Linked DNA regions of Homo sapiens: all the other regions are linked to region 3. The links are chromatin loops, found by intact Hi-C in ENCODE. Cell type or tissue: PC-9. All regions are shown on one strand. Region 1 overlaps ZNF385B (zinc finger protein 385B). Region 2 overlaps ZNF385B (zinc finger protein 385B). Region 3 overlaps ZNF385B (zinc finger protein 385B). Region 4 overlaps ZNF385B (zinc finger protein 385B).

Region 1 (5,000 bases), 160 kb before region 3:
GGGATGCCCTCTCTCACCACTCCTATTCAACACAGTGTTGGAAGTTCTGGCCAGGGAAATCAGGCAGGAGAAAGAAATAAAGAGTATTCAATTAGGAAAAGAGGAAGTCAAATTGTCCCTGTTTGCAGATGACATGATTGTGTCTTTAGAAAACCCCATCGTCTCAGCCCAAAATCTCCTTAAGCTGATAAGCATCTTCAGCAAAGTCTCAGGATATAAAATCAATGTGCAAAAATCGCAAGCATTCTTATACACCAATAACAGACAGAGAGCCAAATCATGAGTGAACTCCCATTTACAATTGCTTCAAAGAAAATAAAATTCCTAGGAATCCATCTTAGAAGGGATGTGAAGGACCTCTTCAAGGAGAACTACAAACCACTGCTCAACGAAATGAAAGAGGAAACAAACAAATGGAAGAATTCCATGGTCATGGATAGGAATAATAAATATCGTGACAATGGCCATAAAGCCCAAGGTAATTTATAGATTTAATGCTATCCCTATCAAGCTACCAGTGACTTTCTTCACAGAATTGGAAAAAACTACTTTAAAGTTCATATGGAACCAAAAAAGAGCCCACATTGCCAAGACAATCCTAAGCCAAAAGAGCAAAGCTGGAGGCATCACGCTACCTGACTTCAAACTATACTACAAGGCCACAGTAACCAAAACAGCATGGTACTGGTACCAAAACAGAGATATATATAGACCAATGGAACAGAACAGAGCCCTCAGAAATAATACAACACATTTACAACTATCTGATCTTTGACAAACCTGACAAAAACAAGAAATGGGGAAATGATTCCCTATTTAACAAATGGTGCTGGGCAAATTGGCTAACCATATGTAGAAAGCTGAAACTAGATCCCTTCCTTACACCTTATACAAAAATTAATTCAAGATAGATTAAAGACTTAAATGTTAGACCTAAAACCATAAAAACCCTAGAAGAAAACCTAGGCAATACCATTCAGGACATAGGCTTGGGCAAAGACTTCATGACTAAAACACCAAAAGCAATGGCAACAAAAGCCAGAATTGACAAATGGGATCTAATTAAACTAAAGAGCTTCTGCACAGCAAAAGAAACTACCATCAGAGTGAATAGGCAACCCACAGAATGGGAGAAAATTTTTGCAATCTACTCATCTGACAAAGGGCTAATATCCAGAATCTACAAAGAACTCCCAACAAATTTACAAGAAAAAAACAAACAACCCCATCACAAAGTGGGTGAAGTATATGAACAGACACTTCTCAAAAGAAGACAATTATGCAGCCAGACAAATGAAAAAATGCTCATCATCACTGGACATCAGAGAAATGCAAATCAAAACCACAATGAGATACCATCTCACACCAGTTAGAATGGCGATCATTAAAAAGTCAGGAAACAACAGGTGCTGGAGAGGATGTGGAGAAACAGGAACACTTTTACACTGTTGGTGGGACTGTAAACTAGTTCAACCATTGTGGAAGATAGTGTGGCAATTCCTCAAGGATCTAGAACTAGAAATACCATTTGACCCAGCTATCCCATTACTGGGTATATACCCAAAGGATTATAAATCCTGCTGCTATAAAGGCACATGCACACATATGTTTATTGTGGCACTATTCACAATAGCAAAGACTTGGAACCAACCCAAATGTCCATCAATGATAGACTGGATTAAGAAAATGTGGCATATATACACCATGGAATACTATGCAGCCATAAAAAATGATGAGTTCACGTCCTTTGAAGGGACATGGATGAAGCTGGAAACCATCATTCTCAGCAAACTATCACATGGACAAAAAAGCAAACACCACGTGTTCTCACTCATAGGTGGGAATTGAACAATGAGAACACTTGGACACAGGAAGGGGAACATCACACACCGGGGCCTGTCGTGGGGTGGGGAGAGGGGGAGGGATAACATTAGGAGATATACCTAATGTAAATGACGAGTTAATGGGTGCAGCACACGAACATGGCACATGTATACATATGTAAGAAACCTGCACGTTGTGCACATGTGCCCTAGAACTTAAAGTATAATAATAAAAAGAAACTAAAATTCAATTAGTAAATAAATTAAAAAAAGAGATTTTAAAATGAGCTTGAGTAGATTTTAAAGTCAGGACATTTTGGATGGGGGAGAAGATAAGGGTAATAAAACCTGGGTATTTTGCAGCAGGAAGTGGAGTAGTAGTTTGGATGTGGGAATGGACAGCAGGATTGGAAAATGGGTTGTCAGTTGGAGTGTTATACATAATTTTATTTTTTTCTTGCTGCTATAGTCTGTACTGTTCTTTGACGCCCCCAGGATCCTCTGTTATTGTTTTCCCCGTCTCCCTTAAAGATTTCTTAATTTCATTCCTATTCTACATTCAAGAAACAGTTATTGGTATTAAATGGCTTCTGGGGTCAGGACATTAATGATAGGTATTATAACTCTTAAAATATGTGTGTAGGGTTTTAAATACATAGGCCAGATTTATCACATTGCATCTCATGCATATTTAAAATGTTAAATTTATCCTCAAATATGTTTTCCCAGAAATTTTTGAAGAACTTTAAAAATTAAACTTGAAAACGCGATACCACAGAATTACCACAAGATGGTGCCATGAGTATATTGAAAGTATGATAGTTTCTTCACTCCCTTGCCCACATCAATATTCTGATGGAACTTATTATTAATGAGTATGGAAAGCAAGAAATACCACACCAAGGAGTGAGGATGTGTGGACATGCATGTGTGGGCAGGATCATGCTCATTTGAAAGACTGAGCACCTTGTATGCAGTAGGCAGAATCTGTAGGGGAGACATGGCAGGGGGTGGGGAGGGTGGGAAGAGCAGGAGAGATCTTTCTTTAGTTTTCAGGAATAAAAATTACTACTTAAATATATTAATATTGTCCATGTCTGGAAAAAATCTCCATTTTAAGAGATATCAGGAATGAACATTAATTTTAAATGATGCAACCTTTGGTTTGCATGACAGATTTAGAGACAAGGCTAGAATGCATCAGTATGATAATGTATTTTACCTTTTCAGTAGAAACACATAGTTTTAAATGCTTGCTTTCACTTAATTTTTGATGAATCAACTTGCCATTTATCATTCAACCAAAATATCTGACTTTTGCAAATATAATTACCATGGTGAATGTATAACAAATCATTGCGTTTCTACCAGTAAGTGCACTAGATAAGTAAATCATTTCAGTGTGAGGTAGGTGGGTTAAAGTATTTACAATATACTTATTTCTTTAAACCTCTTAATTAGTAAGTTCAGAAAACTCGTTTCATAGAATAATTATTATACAATCCATGTATTGGATAGAGCCCATATGACTTATGGTTTTTAGTGAAGGGACAGACTTAGAAGGGGAAAAGGCCTTGGTCAAAATATGTCAGATTACACCTTTGAAAATAGGGCATCCGCTTTTCTTTGTATAAGTCACAGGTCCTTATAAGAGCACTCAGGAATTGTCTCTCACTTGTAGTACTTCAGACCTGGTGATGATACATATAGTAGAAGGAATACTGATATACTTTTCTAAGTCATTGTCTTACTGAGAATTGATCACTGTTTAGTTTCCAAGTATTTTACAAAATCCTGACTCTATTCTTCAAAGCAAGGATAAGAGTTGGTACCCTTTATCTGTTCTCCCCAGATAAATTTAATTGAGACTGATATTGTAGGGTTTATTGAGATTGAAGTTCCTTGGGAATGAGAGTAGAGAATTTTGGAAATAGGATGAAGTCTCAAGTTACAACTCTAACCACCTCCTGCTGCACAAATGCTTTGAATTTGAGACAGAGCTCCAGCCGTTTTCAATGGTGTCAGAAATCTAAAACTATACCTGACATAGACTTGGCAAAGTCATTATAGAACATCTCCATATTCTGTACATGTGGTTAAAAACTGTCAAACAAGGGTGTGGATTATACAAGTGTGTGGATTAAGTACAGAACTCTAAGGGATTGATACATAAAAGAGTTTGAATGGAAGTTTGATAAAATGATTAAAAGGAGTGGTTGACCCTTTTTTAGTGAAGGACGGATTATCTTTTTCTTTAAGAATGCTTCTGAATATAAACTTTTACATATTATATGTATTAAAAGATAAGAGTTGCTTAATATTAAGTCTTGGTTTTTAGATTTTGAAAACCAAATACACCTTTCAGTGTGGAAACTGAGTCTTAGACAATCATGGCAAGTGTTTACATGTCTGAGTGATTTAAATCATCAAAGGCATATTTAAAACCTTGGTGTCTGCCTGGAATAGAAGTGTTACCCATTTTAAACTAATCTGGGGAGAAGGGTTTTCAGTAGTGAGCCAAGCCCAGTGGTAATTAGTGAGTTCAATTTCCACTGGGGGGATGAATGTATTTTCACTTGGACTGACCAGCTTTCTTCACACAGACATTTGACTTTCACATCTTAACAGTGTTACAGCCAAGGAGGCTGTTGGACAGTGTTCTGGGTTAGACATCCCTCTGGAATGTTACAGCTGACCATATGGTTGGTATATGTCCTTGGCACCTAATGGTTTTTCTCGAGCTGGTTTTTGGGCCAGCTGTGAAACATATTTGCTCTTCTGATTACATGGAGTTTGGAGGAGGTGGAAGGGCTGGATATTGTACTTTTTAATGGGCAGAGTGTGCTGGCACTCACACATAATGTTAACACACTTCATTTCAAGAGCTTGCCCTCTGGTGAGCCTGCACTGCAATCCAGAGACTGTTGTCCTGTAGACACTGAGTATTTATCTATTATTTAATGGACTTGATGTGAAAGGTATAGGGAGCTTTTTTTTTAAATCATAGCCCTGAAGTGTTACTCATCTTATAGGATAGTAAGTTACTTTTGGAAGCTGCTGTAACTCCATCAAACCTTCAGGGCACCATTTTGGTTGCTAAAAAAAAGAAGAATTCACCAAATTATGTTGTATTGTCAAAAAAATAAATGCAGTTTCCTTCTTCAGATAGAAAATGAC
Region 2 (5,000 bases), 96 kb before region 3:
GGAGATGGAGGGACCAAATGTGTAATTTACCAAGACAGGCAGTTATTGCTTTCTTGGTTCTGTCAATCTGTTCGTACCTGTGATTATTTCATAAAAAGTATTTTGAATGATGTTACATGTTTATCAGTTTCAGGAACAGCTCTCTGGAGCAGGACACCAATGTCAAAAAAACGTAGCCAATGAAACTCTGGATTTTTTTAATTAGTTATCGAACTCTAAGAACTTTGAAATTATGTTTTTAAGTTATTCTTTAAACATTTCTGTGTCAGAAATAATTCATTATTGCATTATTCTCTCCATTTTTATATTGGGTCTATTTATTTGGCCCTGTCAGACAGCCAGTAGGAATAGAAGATCATAATTCATATTTCTCTATTCATATATTTAGAGAATAGTGTTACAGATATTGAGACATGGTGGCCATGTTTCTGCCCCCTTCTCCCTTCAGTCATTCAGCATCCCACCTGATTAACTAAAAGAGTATAACTCACAAAAGGAACATGTGTGGTGGGTTAGATGAGAATTGCTAACATAAGTGAGCCTCTCTTCTTTAAATGAGTGTGCGTTATCCTGACAGTTGGTAGAAACAAGGTTAGGAGCCATTGCTCCTGGGATAGGCTAATAAATATGGACCAAATTAAACACTTCTGATCTCTTAGAAAAATATGAAAAAATTGTGCCTGACTAGAGTTGTTCTAAATCAGTGCTTCTCAAACTTAAAAAGGCAAGCTCTGATTTAATAGTTCTTGAGTGAAGTCCAAGATTGCATTTTCTAACAAACTTCCAGGAGATAGACACTGCTGGTGCAGGGACCACACCGAGTAGCCAGGGTCTATGAGGTCCAGGTTTGCAGTGGTCCCCTTAGGGTACTGGAGTTGAAAGGTGAAATGACAGGGCCTGCTGCAGGAGGAGGCAAGTACTTGCTCCTGTGAACAGAAGGGGCAAGGAGGAAGCTCCAGCAAGCACTGAGGGAGAGGCACTAACCATGGAAGAGTGATGAGTCAGAATCCCTGCAAAATCTTCACCAATGAGAGCAGACTTCTTTTGAGAGATGGTCTCTCAGAAAGTTGCTAATATTTGGAGAGGTAAATGAGAAACATTATTTACACAGTGGCATGAAAGACAACTTTAGCAACCAGCTTCTGAGTGAAATACAGGAAATTGGCATATCAAAGTGCAGTAATACATGTGAAAGCACTTTGTGAAACGTAAAGTGCTACTCAAATATAGGGCACTTATCATTAATCTAATAGCCTTGGGCAAATCAACTGACATGGGGTTGGGGAGGTCACATCAAGATTATCTATAAGGGATACTGAGGGAAACGGGGATTTGGAGCAGTAATGAACAGCTAGTTTTAAAGTCCACGTAGAGAATGGAGGAGTGGGAAGGATACATGTGGTGACAAGATCTTTTGCTTGGGGAAGAACTGGAACCAGGGAGCTATAAGGGACCTTAAATGTCTCTTGAGGCAGATCCCACACTTTATATGTGAGCAAACTGAGGTCCAGGAAAGCTAAATTATGTGCACAAAATGACTCAGCAAGTGGGGAGCAGAGCAGTGACCCACCCCTTCAGCACTTGGAGATAGAGAGCAGAATGATGGGTCACCAGAGGCCAGGGGTAGAGGGGTAAGAAGGGATGTGGTGAGTGGGTACACAAATACAGTTAGATAGAAGGAATAAGATCTAGTGTTTGGTAGTACAATAAGGTGACTATGGTTAATAATAATTTATTGCATATTTCAAAATAACTAAAAGAGTGGAATTGGAATGTTCCTACCACAAAGATATAATAAATGCTTGAGGAGATGGATACCCAAGTTAGCCTGATTTGATCATTACACATTGTATGCTTGCATTAAAATATCACATGTATACCATAAATATGTACAACTATTATGTATTCATAATAATTTTAAAAATATTTTTTTAAAAAAATAAAACATTTTAAAAACAATAAGATACCCAGTTAAACTTGAATTTCAGATAAACAAAAATAATTTTTAGTTTAAATGTGTCCAATGAACACCTCTCATAAGGCCCAGTATATGTGATATACTGAAAAATTACTTGTTTTTGCTCTGAAATTCACATTTAGTTGGACATCCTATATTTTACCTGGCAATACTAGACTCATTGAAACTTCAGTACTTTTTAGTAAGTAGAGATATGCGATGAGGAAAATAAATTTCTTGAGCTGCTATTCACCTTGTATTTAGGATACAACTTTCATCAGGATGTGAGGTTCTGTGTGTTTTTGTTCCTCGGAGTTTCTCCAGTATCTAGATCACTCATAGCATTTGGTAAATATTTATTGAATGAGACAGTGAAATGGTAATGGTTAAAATATTGTGGCATGCAGGATGCTTAACATAATAAACAACAGAACTGACATTTAGATATTTCTTCTTAAAGAATATTCTCTGGGGCTCATATTTCATTTTTTTTATCAGAGCAGATCTTGGGTGAACTTCTCAAGAATGTTCACTGTAACATAAATGATACAAAGGATAGATTTTGAAAATGAACTTTTGAGTTCGTTTTCATAGGGTTTGAAAGTTCTGGATGACTAGTTTATTAGAATTACAAGATTAATTCTTAGGACTTTAATTGATTAATAACCTAAGGATTTAAGATGTGGCATATAGCACAAATCAATGTGATTTGGGATGTATTTCTAAAAAGAAAAAACAAAACAGTTCAGAACTCATTTTTCACCAAAGGGAAACATGACAGAGGTGCTGATAGCTGGAGCCTTGTCACTGCCTCCCTGCCAGCAAGGTAGGTGCAGATGGAGTAGATCAGAGTCATCTTCACCTTCCTCTAGATCTAAATCAGTGTTCAGGAAACTGATCGAGTGCACCCAGATTCAAGCACCTTTGATAAAACCATAATCTTGTAAGAATTCTTAAACTGAGACTTGTGGCAGAAAAGGATTTGGTGAAGTGCACGAATAATTACAACTGTCATTTGTTAAGGATTTACTGTGAGCAAGCATGATTTCATTTAATTTCATAAGACTCCTGCGAAGAAGGTGTGACCCCATATTTCAGATGAGAAAACTGAGGCATAGAAAAATGAAGTGACTTGACATAGTAAGTGGTGAAAATGGAATTTGACCCTAAGTTTCTTTCTATGCTACAACACTGCATATCAACTAATTCTTAGAATAATACAGTCCTGCAAAATATTGCCTTATTTTTAAAAAATCAGCAATTGAACACAATTACAATTGGCCCTTGAACAGCATGATTTTGAACTGCATAGTCCACTTATACATGGCTTTTTCCAACCAAATGCAGATCAAAATACAGTATTAATGGGATATAAAACCTGCATATGAGGAGGACCAACTTTCCTTATATACAAGTTCTGCAGGGCCAACTGTGAGACTTGAGTATGCACAGACGTGAATGGTCCTGGAAGCAATCCCCTATTTATACTGAGGGACTACTGTACAATTAGATCACTTTTCCGTGAAGCTAGCTCCGAGTTCACATGAAGATAATAAGCATCCTCTAACCCAAGGTCATCAGTCCAGTATCTCAGTTCTCTCTCTTTTTTTTCCCCTCTGTCATCTCTAGGAAGGCGACACACTCCCTCTGCATTTTCTCATTGTGCCGTTATCATCTTACCTGGGTCTATCAGCTGGTGCCTGGGCAAGCAACAGATGGTATATTCAAATAGAGTAATTGAAGAGAGTTTAATGAAGTTAATATTTTCTAAGGTATGGGCAGAGTTAGGAGAACCAATGGAAGAGTGAAGAACCAGAGACTAGCAATGCTGGAATCAATTATTGTTCCTAGACTCTGACGTTACTAGAAGACAAAGAGAGCTTTAGCTATAGGAGAGAGAAAACCAACAGGTAAGGAGCTGCTGTCTTCCAGGAAAGGATACAGCTAATTCATTGACATCAGGAAAGTGTAGAACCAAAGTCTGGGATAAAAACAAATAAACACACACACACACACACACACACACACACACACACACACACATGCCCCTGCCCTCACGCTCTTCTTCATGTAGTCTTGTCTTTTGCTGGTGGCTAACATTAATGGAACTCAATGAGAAACCAGAGCAGAAAGGAGGCACTGATGTAGTCAGTCTCCTGGGCACAGTGCAGGGTGAGGAATGGGGAATATTCGATCTAGAAGGGCAAATGGAAAATATCCATTGCATAGAGCTTCACTGCCATGGTCCTGTAGACCAATAAGCTTACCTTCCTTTCTCCTACACTCTTGTTTTCCATGTTCCCTTCCTTTTCTCTCCCAAGTTCTCTCTCCTGCAGTTGTCCCTCCATGCGCTGCTCTGCACGAGGGCCATTAGTGCTCTGTCCTTCACTTAAGTGATGTTAGCCCAATACTGGACTGAGTGTCCACAAAGCTTCAGGTTCTTTCCAACTCTGTTCTTAAGTCCATGCAGAGATGCATATGCATATGCTGTGGCAGTTCTCACTAGGAGCCCCCTCCACCATCACCTAATTCCTTGGTTCTCGGCTTTTACCCGTAAAGCTTTTCTTCCTTGTCATAACCATTGGCAGACTGTTTATCTGCCTCAGCATACCCTAGAGTGTTAGAGTCCTAAAGGTGTTTCCCTCCAATAGCCACACTCCTAGGAAATTAAGTAGACTCTGTCTCCATGGCAGTCCTGATTTCCTACATTTCATTTTAAAACTACATTTATTTTATTATGCACTGAAGTATTATTGACACATCATCCTCTAAATATAGATCTCACTGCGGTTAGAGGCAATGTCATACACTTCTGCTCATCACCAAAAGCCCAGGAAGAGTTCTCTTCCCATACAAATATTCAACATATTTCTTTAGGTTGATTGTTACAATAAATGCAAGAATTCAGAATGATAATATATTTTTAAAACCTAGTCTTTTTAAATAATTGACGATAAAATTGTATGTATTTATCATGGTTACCAGGGTCTAGGGCAATTGGTAGGGGTTGGGAAGATGTTGGTCAAAGTATACAAAATTTCAG
Region 3 (5,000 bases):
TATTATTTTTTAGTTTTCAAAACTTTGTATTCATTGAGTATGTCTTCATCCTAAAGAATCTAATATAAAAAAAAGCACTTTACTAACCACAAACTAGTTTGTAACAGGGTATACTGTAATTACCATGGCAATTATATTAGACATCTTTTTTTATTCTTGCTAACTTGGAATTATTTCAAGATTTTCTCTTTGGACTGACATTTTCAAATCTTGAGCTCTAGTGAAGATGATTTTTACTTCTTCACATTGTGAAAGTTGAATTAATCTTTTCAGAGAGTTTTTCATATGGTTAATTTTTGGTATTGGGACACTTCAACTTAGAATTTGAACTTCAAACCAAGAAAAAAAGACTTATGGGGCAATAATATTATTTATCTTTCTTTTTCTGACTGTAAGACATGAACATAATATATATTTCATATCAACCTCATAAAACATTCCAATGTTCCCAGGCCACATTAAAATGCAAAATAAGATGGTATTATATAACTTGTATCAATAGGACCCATGAATAATTGGCACAAAGATATCTGTGCGTATGTCGTGTGAAAAGCTCAGATGGAGTGACTACAAGAAAGGTGGATGGAAGGAACATGAAAGACTAATGAAATCATAATTTCAAGAGTAAAGCTACTGACTGTGAAGGATACAGATTAACTTTGTATATGCAGTCATTGACATATTAAGTTATGCCTGTATCCAAACTTAGGTGTCAACATAGTACATTTTATATGTAAAAAACAGTCAAAGTAATATATACATCCTAGACTTTGGCTACCACTAAACTGTATTAAAGTGTTGCTGTACCTTTTAAGACAAAATGATGCAGTAAACTCACCATAAAAATATAAAACCCAGATTTGTGGCTGTTAAAAATATAACCACCAAGGGAAGTAGAACTTTTCTGAAGATATAAATTAGGTACCTGAAGTGGCGTGCTGCCATAACAAGTAGCTAAAAATGTAAGAAATCAGAAAGTGGATAGAGGCTGGAACAATTTAGAGGAGCATGATAGAAAAATCCTTGATTGCTTTGAACAGACTTAGTAGAAATATGGACATTAAAGACTCTGCTGGTAGGGGCTCAGTAAGATATGGGAAACAAATTATTGGGAACTGAAAGAATGGAGATAGATCCTTGTTACATAGTGGCAAAAAGGCTTAGTGGAATTGTCTCCTTCAGTTATGTGGAAAAGAGAACCTGTGAAAGATGAGCAAGGATATCTAGCTAAGGAAATTTTCAAGCAAAGTGTTGAAAATGTGGCCTGCTCAGAGTTTTACTCTTTTACTACCATTTTACTCTTGCTGCTTAGAGTAAAATGTCAGAGAGATAAATTGGGGTAAACTATTAAACAAAAAGAAACTCAGTCTTGACAATTTGAGATATTATCAGTCTATTCAGATGACAAAAGATGGTAAAAGTAAGAGATTGCTTCTGAAAGTGTGGCATAGGAAAAAGAAAAGCCAAGGGTGTGGTTGTACAACTCTTTGCTGAAACTTTGAAAGATCAAAAGATTAGTGTTTGGCCCTAAGACACTAAAGTTGTGCCTAATAGATACCAACTTAGAGGGCTTCAGTAAACCTTAAGAATGTTGCCCTCAGCCATCTCAACAGAAGCCAACGATAGAGGAAGTCTCAAAAAGATTTGTAGATGTGGCCTCAGTCTGATAGAGAACATCTCTGTGTCATCCACAAGAGATTCACTAAGTTTTTGAGAAAATTATATCAGCAGAAAACTGCCAGCTTGGACTGAAAGGAACAGGGAGACTACAAAGTGAAAAAAAGGCTGTTAGATACCAAAATTCCACTTGCAGAAAGCAGGCTGATAAAACTACTTAGTTTCAAACTACTGTTCAAAAAAGATGAATGACTCAGCAAGCAGAACCAGTAGTCCAGGGGAAAGAATTGAGAGCCTGTAAGTAAGAGTCTATCCTGTTCAACGCCTGTGACATCCTAAGCAGAGAATCCAGTCACACCCACTCAGACTTCTAACCTACAGAACTATGAGGTAATAAATGGGTATTGTTCCAAGCCACTGATTTTTTCTTGAGTAATTTGTTATGCAGCAATAGAAACCTATTAGAGATATTAAAAGTCCATCCACTAAAGATTTTGAAGAATTTAGTAGAGAAAATAGTAGTTCCTTGAAATTTTTATATATACCCACTCCTAAATTGTTTACAAAATGCTTGCTCTGAAAACAATTTTTTTAAAATGCTGTATTCTGTAGATAGTTTCTATGAAGTTATAAATGCACATATTCCTGGATTCAGGAACTCACCAGTTATTTTCTTTTTCTTTTTTTTTTAGACAGGGTCTCACTCTGTTGCTCAGGCTGGAGTGCGGAGCGCAATGGTGCGATAACGTGCCTAATGTGCTTGTGGTTCCAGCTACTTGGGGGTGGGTTGCACTTAGGTATGCAGATCGCTGGAGCCCAGGAGGTCAAGATTGTAGTGAGCTGTGATCATACTACTTCACTCCAGCCTGGGCAACAGAGTGAGACCCTGTCTCTGGAAGAAAAAAAAAAAAAGAATATCTGGGATGGCTGAAAAACAACCTTTAGCTTGAGTTTCTAGATATGACTTCTAAAGCCCTATCAGAGAACTGGGCTGCTCAAAGAGCTGCAGCTGCTGCCACCATTAGGAAGCATCACCACCCTGCACCTCTGCCACAGCCCACAGCATTACAGCCAGATCTTAGGCCCATGTGACCTATTTTAGCATTCCTGAATGATGGAACCCAAACCATCCATGGGAGAACATATAGGAAATGTAGTTTTTAAGCTTTACAGGAAGAAACATTAGAAGAAAGTTGGCATAGTTGTTGAATAATCCATAAGTATCTCCCACAGGGACATAATGATTTAAATTAAAAAGGCCTTAGAAAGCCATTTCATTGAGGAAGGCAAAATTTTTCATTTTGGAAGTAGTAATAAAAAGATCAGATACCCTATGGATGATTTTTTTCCTTTGAATCTTCCTAGTTTCAGATCTTCATTAATTCTTTTAAGTGATAGTTTTCATTTTTTTCACTATAAATTTCCTATTGGGTGATTAATAGTAAAGTAAGTAAAGATAAAAGATTATTTTTATTGGCATTTATCTTATGCCTACATAAAATTTGCTTTATCATATTATCACAGGTCTACAAAGTTTTTTTCTAGTCGTTTCTAACTTAAGTTCACTAGCTGCACATGGGCATATGTGCCTGTACCCAGCTACTCAGAATGCTGAGGTGGAGGGATTGCTTAAGTCCAGGAGGTTGAGCCTGCAGTAAACCATGATTAGGCCACTGCACTGAGCTGGGGTGAAAGAATGAGACCTTGTCTAAAAAAAACAAAACAGAAAAAAAAAAAAAGAGTTTACCTATATCAACTGAGACAATGGCTTGGTATCATGGTTTGAATAAGATATTGTTGTCCTGAGAGGAGAGTCCTACTTACTTACAAGCATGTTTTGGCACTGAGCCTCCTCTTTATCTGAACTGGCTTCAAAAATACTAGTGTCAAAAATAACATCAGCATATAATGGGCTTACAGCAGTGATGGTAGTTTTAGTAACTGAGTCAACCTTAGGCCAAGTGCCATTTGCTGGCTCAAGTCATATGTTAGGGTATTATTTTCTGTGACTTACAATCAGAACATTGGGGCTTAGATATAGGTAGTCACAAAGAAGAGTAGAAATCAGTAGTGGTGAACAGTCTCTTCCCTGCTGTAACATACGCAAAAAAGTAGGTATATTATAAAGTGTATGATGATGAGTTGACCATGACTAAATTAGCATACTGCCATTTGAGAGCACTGGACCATTTTCAGTAGCTTTGAGTACTGTTCATTAATGAAACTTGATGGAATTAACCACTTCTTATTCTAATGTTTATTTAGATGTATTTGTGTGACTGCCAAATTAAGTTGAAGTTACAACTGCTGTATAACAATAACAAATTACTAATCTAAACGAACTACTAATCTATACTACTAGGCTAAGAGCTAAAAGGAAAGCAAAAACAAGCTGAAAACAAATAATTGGGGGAGTGAAGTGAATTTTTTTAACTTTTGCCTTCCCTTAGTAACTGATTTTGCTTTCCTTGGTCTTCTGTTTCTTTTTGCCTACTTTTCTTTTACAAAGTTGAAAGAAGTCTGCCTGATCTTCCCTCCCCTATTCCCTTTCTCATCTTGACTTATATGCCCTGGAAATGAAAATTGTAATTGGGAGAAGGGGACTACTTCATGTGTACACTCTTGACAGGAGAAAGATTATGAAGGGGGATGGCTATAACTAAGGTGACCATTTAGCTTGATTTTCTTGGGGCCTTCCTGGCCTATGACTATTAATAAGCATCCCCTTTCATTCTCTAAACTTTCCTGGTTTGGATAATAAATTACATCGTCACCCTAGTTATAACTTGGATGAGTTAAAGGATGGTATAGATAAGCGTAAGAACTTTCTCTAAAAATGTTGACAGTAGTTGACATTTTGGTAGAAGCAGGCTTAGCTAGTCTCTTGTTAATAACCATAAGGACAGAATTGCTTTTCTTGATACTTGAGTACCTGTGTACTCTTCAGAACTATGTTATCTTTTGGGAGTGTTTTAAAGCATTTAAGTAATTGTTCTACGCATGAAAATTGAACTACTCAGCATTCTTGTACATGTATAATAAATGAGAGGATATGTTCAATTTAGTAATTTAAGAAAAATAATCCTAGTGAGAATTCTTATTTGAAATTGTATTTCAGAAATATAAATGGAGATTTCATCAAACGTATTCCTTGTGGCTTTTTAAAAAATAAGTTGTTCAAGAATACCATTGTTGCTAATAATTTTTGGTAAGGAAAAACTATTGAAATGGAAAACTGAATATTTGGAATGTTCAGCAAACAGAATAACAATTAATAATGTCTTTTTCAGAAACTTTAATATTTTTTTCATTTACAATTTCTGAATGTTATTTTTTGTTTTATTTCAGTGTTTATTATAGTTTTTCAAAAAAGTGTTTCTTCC
Region 4 (5,000 bases), 120 kb before region 3:
TTCTGGCTGTTACCCTAACCTTTTAACAGCCATAGCTTTTGACCCCACAGCCTTTTTATTGTTGTATAATACAACACTTGCCCAGATCTGCCTTTCCTAACCTATCTCCTTTGTTAAGGAGGCATTGCATGGTTGAAAATAAAGCTGACTGCTGGGTGTAAATCCTAGCTCTACCACCTACTTATTGGATATTCTTCGATAAGTAACTTAAGAGCTCTTTGCCTCAGTTGCCATGTACATAAAATGGGAATAACAATAGTCCTTGCTTATGAAGGTATCATGGAATTAACTGAGATAATGTTGCTGGAATAACAGACGTTGGCACATGTACTCAATAAATATTAACTCTGGTCATTGTTATTGTTATTATTTGTAGTGGTATTATTCCAGCCCCTTACTTTTTCCATGGTCCTTCCTATTCCTCCTCCTATGCCTTAGACTTTCTAAGTAGCTCAGTTCTTCATAGGTTTGTCTGACTGGGCATGGCTCTCTGCAGGGCAGAGTAAACTGACTTGGCATTTTGCTTGACTTTCCAACATTCAAATGTTTACCACTGTACCCATTTTGCTTAGAACCTTTCCTGACATGATAAGTATTTATCAAGGAATATTATTTTATGATATCTATTCTGGAGGCTAGATTATTAAGAAAATTAGTATGTCCTAACCTTATATAGGGCAAAAATAGGGGACTGGAATTACAAGAAAATTCTTACACTGTGAGTGGACCAATATAAAGATTTATGAGTTAAGCAGGAAACACACAGCTCAGTGTTTTAGATAACACTTAGGATTCATCTAATCCCATTCCTTACCCAACTAGAGGCTTTTATAACATGCATTTATTCAGTCAATCATTAATACTTATTAAGAACCTATTTTGTGCCAAGCCTTATGTTAGGCGGTGAAGATACATGGTAAGTAAAGCAGATTTGGACCTTGCCCTGATGGAGCTTACAGTGAAATGGGTGCAGCCAATATTAATCAAATAATCATGCAATTATGTGATAGGTACTGTGAAGAAAGCACCTAGGGAAAAATTAGAATAAATAGCAGGGAGAATGAGTCTAGGTTACAGGGAGAGGGAATAGTTATAGTGGTCAGAGAGGAAATTAGCTGAGATTGAAGATTAAATAGGAGCTAACTAGTTGAAAAAAGAAATACGCATTCTAAGGAGAAGGAGAAAGTGTGATGATGTATTTGAAGAACTAAAGAAGACCATCGTGGCTGGAGCCGAGAGAGAGGAACAGGAGTCAGAAATGATGTAGGAGAGGTAAATATAGGTAAGAACTAAATCCATTTCATCCAATGCATTTATCCTATTTTCCACTCTTGAAAATATAAATGTTCCTTGATTTAGGATGAGGTTGCATCCCCAAAAACCCATCTTAGGTGAAAATATTGTAAGTTGAAAATGCATTTAATACACCTAACTTACTGAACATCATATCTTAGCCTAGACTACCTTAAATATGCGCAGAACACTTTTATTAGCCTACAGTTGGGTAAAATCATCTGGCAACACAGTCCACTGTGGAGTGTGGGTTGTTTACCCTCCTGATCACGTGGTTGACTGGATGCTGTGGCTCACTGCTGTTGCCCAGCCTCACGAAAGGGTATAGTGCTGCATATTACTAGCCCAGAAAAAGATCAGAAGTCAAAATTTGAAGTATGACTTTTATTGAACGTGATTCACTTTTACACCATAACAAAGTCTAAATATTGTGTTAATAAGCCAAACCATTATAAGTTGAGGACTGTCTACACAATGGATTGAAGGGAGGGCAAGAAAAGTTAGTAGGAGACTATTAGGAGAGATGCTTCTCAAATTTTAATGTTCCTATAAAGCATCTGGGGGTCTTGTTAAAGTGCAAATTCTGATTTAGTACATCAGATACGAAGCCTGAGAATCTGCCTTTCTAACAAGCCCTCAGTGATGCTGGCGATTCTTGTCCTGAGATTTCACTCTGAGCAATGAGTACCTGGATGAAACTACACTAGTGGTGGTGGAGATGGAAAGGGACAGATTCAAGACAGATTAGAGAAACAAAAGCAACAGAGCCTATTGAAGAAGAAGATGAGAGCCATGGTGAAAAGAGGAGATATCAAGGACGGTGTCTGTATTTCGGGCTTATACAACTGGCTGTGGATAGTGCTACTCACTCCAGAATGCTTAGGGAGTTTAACATATTCTGTTTCGTGCATGAACAAGGAGGCTAGTAGTAGGGTAGAATTCTTGAGAAAAGTGGAAATGGTTTGAAGTTGCTACCAGGGAGTATTGAAGAGAACATGGATTAAGAAAATGTAGAAAGTTTACTATGAAATTTTGAAGATTGGGGATTGGAGACTAGAAATCATAGTATTATCAGTGGGAGAAAGCATAATTTTATCCAACAAAACTTAGCAACCCAGAAGTAGAGAATGTAATAGTTGAATTAGTGTAAGATTTAAATTTTTCTGTGAATGTTGACCAAAGATAGTGTATCATTAGAGTTATCCATGTTAATGAGTGTCATGCCAGAACCTATTGACTTCAATAGGGATGGCACCATGTTTGAGAGGCCAAAGAAGGGACCCAGAGCCGGCAACCAAAACACAGAGTTTATCGAGGGGACTTACATACATGGCAGTCCAGTGGCAGTAGGCCGAACAGAACTGCTACCATTTGTAAAAAAAAAAAAAAAAAAAAAAAAAATGCAGTTTATATAGCATTTTTGCAGTAGGCTGAACAGAACTGCTACTGCTTGTTAAAAAAAATGCAGTTTATATAGCATTTTTGCAGTAGGGAACAGAACTGCTACCACTTATTTAAAAAAATGCAGTTTATATACCATTTTCACTTAGCATCCTCCCCCTAGCAACCTCTACCTGGCAACCTTCATTTAACCCAAAACAAAGGGCCTTGATTCCCTCTATAGCCTGTGTTCCATGGGATGGGCCGGGATTTAGATGTTCCTGATAAATAAGGAATGAATCTCTGGGTTGGCCACTCCCAGATTCTTTAGCTTGGATTCTGAACACACATTCTTTTTATACCATGGAGTCATTCTCCGCATATGCTTAAGTTAAACTCTTGCTATCAGGTACATCTGCCGTACATTCCACCCCAGCATACCCTCGAATGGACCTCACATTCTTTTCATGTCATTCTTCCACTATTTCCCTGGGGCCAGGTATATAAAGAGGAGCATTGCAGTCAGACATTGCAGCAGCAATACAAACTACAACAACAGAAAAAAATAACGTATATAATAATAGTCTTAGAAAGTTTTGTCAAGTGTTGGGGAATTGATTAAACCACATGGTTATAGGGCTGCAAGACAGAGATTCTATAGCAGGAATATGTATACCTAGGGCCTGCATGGCTTGGGTTACATTGCGAGAGTAAATCAGTGATAGATATATCACATTTGGTGTTAATTATTGCTCAGGTTCCACCTGGGCGGCAGTTAAGATGTCCAGGGCCATGTGATTTTGCTAAGAATGGTGCACATCCCACTACCTGTATCTGCTCTGCCATTATCCACCCTGTCCCATCATGTACAGCCTACCCCACAGTGGGGGTAACATTAACTTGCTTCCATACTAGGAGGAAAATATGTTGTCTCATCTTGTTGATGGTGGGAAACTCACTACACGAGGTGCAATTGTCACTAAAGGGAAATAGATGAGGGTCATTATACTAAGTACAGAAGTGGCTCCAGGTACTCAGGTGAGGTGCTTGGAGCAGGCCTGTGATGGAAGAGAGTGGCAGCTCTCTGCAGTCACAACAGTCTGTTTGTTATAGGGAGAGACCAGCATCTGTGCTCAGTCGGTGAAGAGGTTTGCTGCACACCACACCGTCTATGGGTGGACGGGGAGATGTTTAGTGGGTACAAGAAAGGGCAAGTCATGGCCATTTAACAAGACACAAGAAGTTCTGTCATTTTGAGACCAACACCACTGGTAGCAGCCTGGTGCCTGGATTACAATACCAAATGGACTGGCCCCCGCTCTTCAGCACATGGTAGGAGGACAGAATAAGACAATGGAAGTATTAAAATGTTCCGTAATGGGAGGATGACAGTCCTCTTGCACAAGGGAGGACTAACATTCATTATTTTAATCGTACGACGGGGAGTAGGATGTAAAATAGATGTGATCTGTATATTCTGTTCTAGGCCCTTCCTCCATGGAGTGGAAGTACCATACGATTGGGGAATGGTTTGCTATTTCCAGGGCCATTTAATGATGTGCTCCTGGGTAGGTAGTCCTGTGGCAAGGGCAATAGAGGTTTCCTTGAGTCCCAGGTTGGGGCAAAGGTATACTGTCCCTCAAACTGTCTACCTGGATCCCAAGGGTGGCATCTAGTCCTTGTGTCAGGAGAGTGTAAGCGCTGGGGTGATGAGACATGCATGTTCATCCAGGGTACAAGTAGCTGCTGGTAAGTGGCATGTCCATCCACAGAGCCAGAGAACACATCTTCTCCGGAGTCGTTGCATCAACAGTCCGTTCATCCATTCAATCAGCCCCACTGCTGTAGGATTGTGTGGCAGGTGGAAATGTCAGTGAATATCCAGGGCCTCCATCCATTCCTGCACTTTGTGTCTGGTAAAGTGTGAGCCCTGGTTACTGTTGAAATCCGTGGGGATGCCGTAGGTCACACACAGCTGCACTAGTCCTACTATGGTACTTTTCTGTGTGGCATGCTTGCTGGGATATGCCTGCAGTAGCTCTGTGCAGGTGTACACACAAGTCAAGGCATAGCAATCAGGTAGAGGCAAAGGTTCTAGGTAGTCTCCCTGCCACTGTTGCACTGGGCTCTGGCCCCAAGTGATCTGTGCCTATCATGTGGCAAGGGCCTGGAGGCCTCCCTGTGCACAAGTAGAACATTACTGTCAGACACCTACTATGTTTTTATTTAGTAGTAGCAGGCCCCAGTTCTTCACTGTGGCTCAAAGGGTACATTGTCCCCAGTGTCATCTTATGTAGCCAATGGGCCACGTCTTCTGTGGGAACTTC

The links. Peaks named below come from ENCODE experiments on the same cell type or tissue, not always from the same donor. Only the 100,000 strongest peaks of a DNase experiment are listed, where the experiment ranks them.
Region 1: a loop joins it to region 3, with 9 times the contacts of the local background. A loop is called at or near these places in 14 of 110 quality-filtered maps.
Region 2: a loop joins it to region 3, with 9 times the contacts of the local background. A loop is called at or near these places in 2 of 110 quality-filtered maps.
Region 4: a loop joins it to region 3, with 12 times the contacts of the local background. A loop is called at or near these places in 2 of 110 quality-filtered maps.

What each region holds. Positions count from the first base shown.
Region 1 is chr2:179,749,000-179,753,999 of GRCh38, reverse strand. The region is part of intron 3 of ZNF385B (zinc finger protein 385B); the gene reads left to right. Among named protein-coding and RNA genes, the nearest start is that of MIR1258, 110 kb to the left of the region's middle. In PC-9, CTCF peaks have their summits at 2,393 and 2,592 (motif pointing right); no DNase peak of the experiment used is centred here.
Region 2 is chr2:179,688,784-179,693,783 of GRCh38, reverse strand. The region is part of intron 3 of ZNF385B (zinc finger protein 385B); the gene reads left to right. Among named protein-coding and RNA genes, the nearest start is that of MIR1258, 170 kb to the left of the region's middle. In PC-9, no CTCF peak of the experiment used is centred here; no DNase peak of the experiment used is centred here.
Region 3 is chr2:179,593,154-179,598,153 of GRCh38, reverse strand. All of the region lies in intron 3 of ZNF385B (zinc finger protein 385B), which reads left to right. Among named protein-coding and RNA genes, the nearest start is that of MIR1258, 270 kb to the left of the region's middle. In PC-9, no CTCF peak of the experiment used is centred here; a DNase peak (open chromatin) is centred at 1,953; H3K27ac peaks cover 738 bases.
Region 4 is chr2:179,709,576-179,714,575 of GRCh38, reverse strand. The region is part of intron 3 of ZNF385B (zinc finger protein 385B); the gene reads left to right. Among named protein-coding and RNA genes, the nearest start is that of MIR1258, 150 kb to the left of the region's middle. In PC-9, no CTCF peak of the experiment used is centred here; a DNase peak (open chromatin) is centred at 3,015.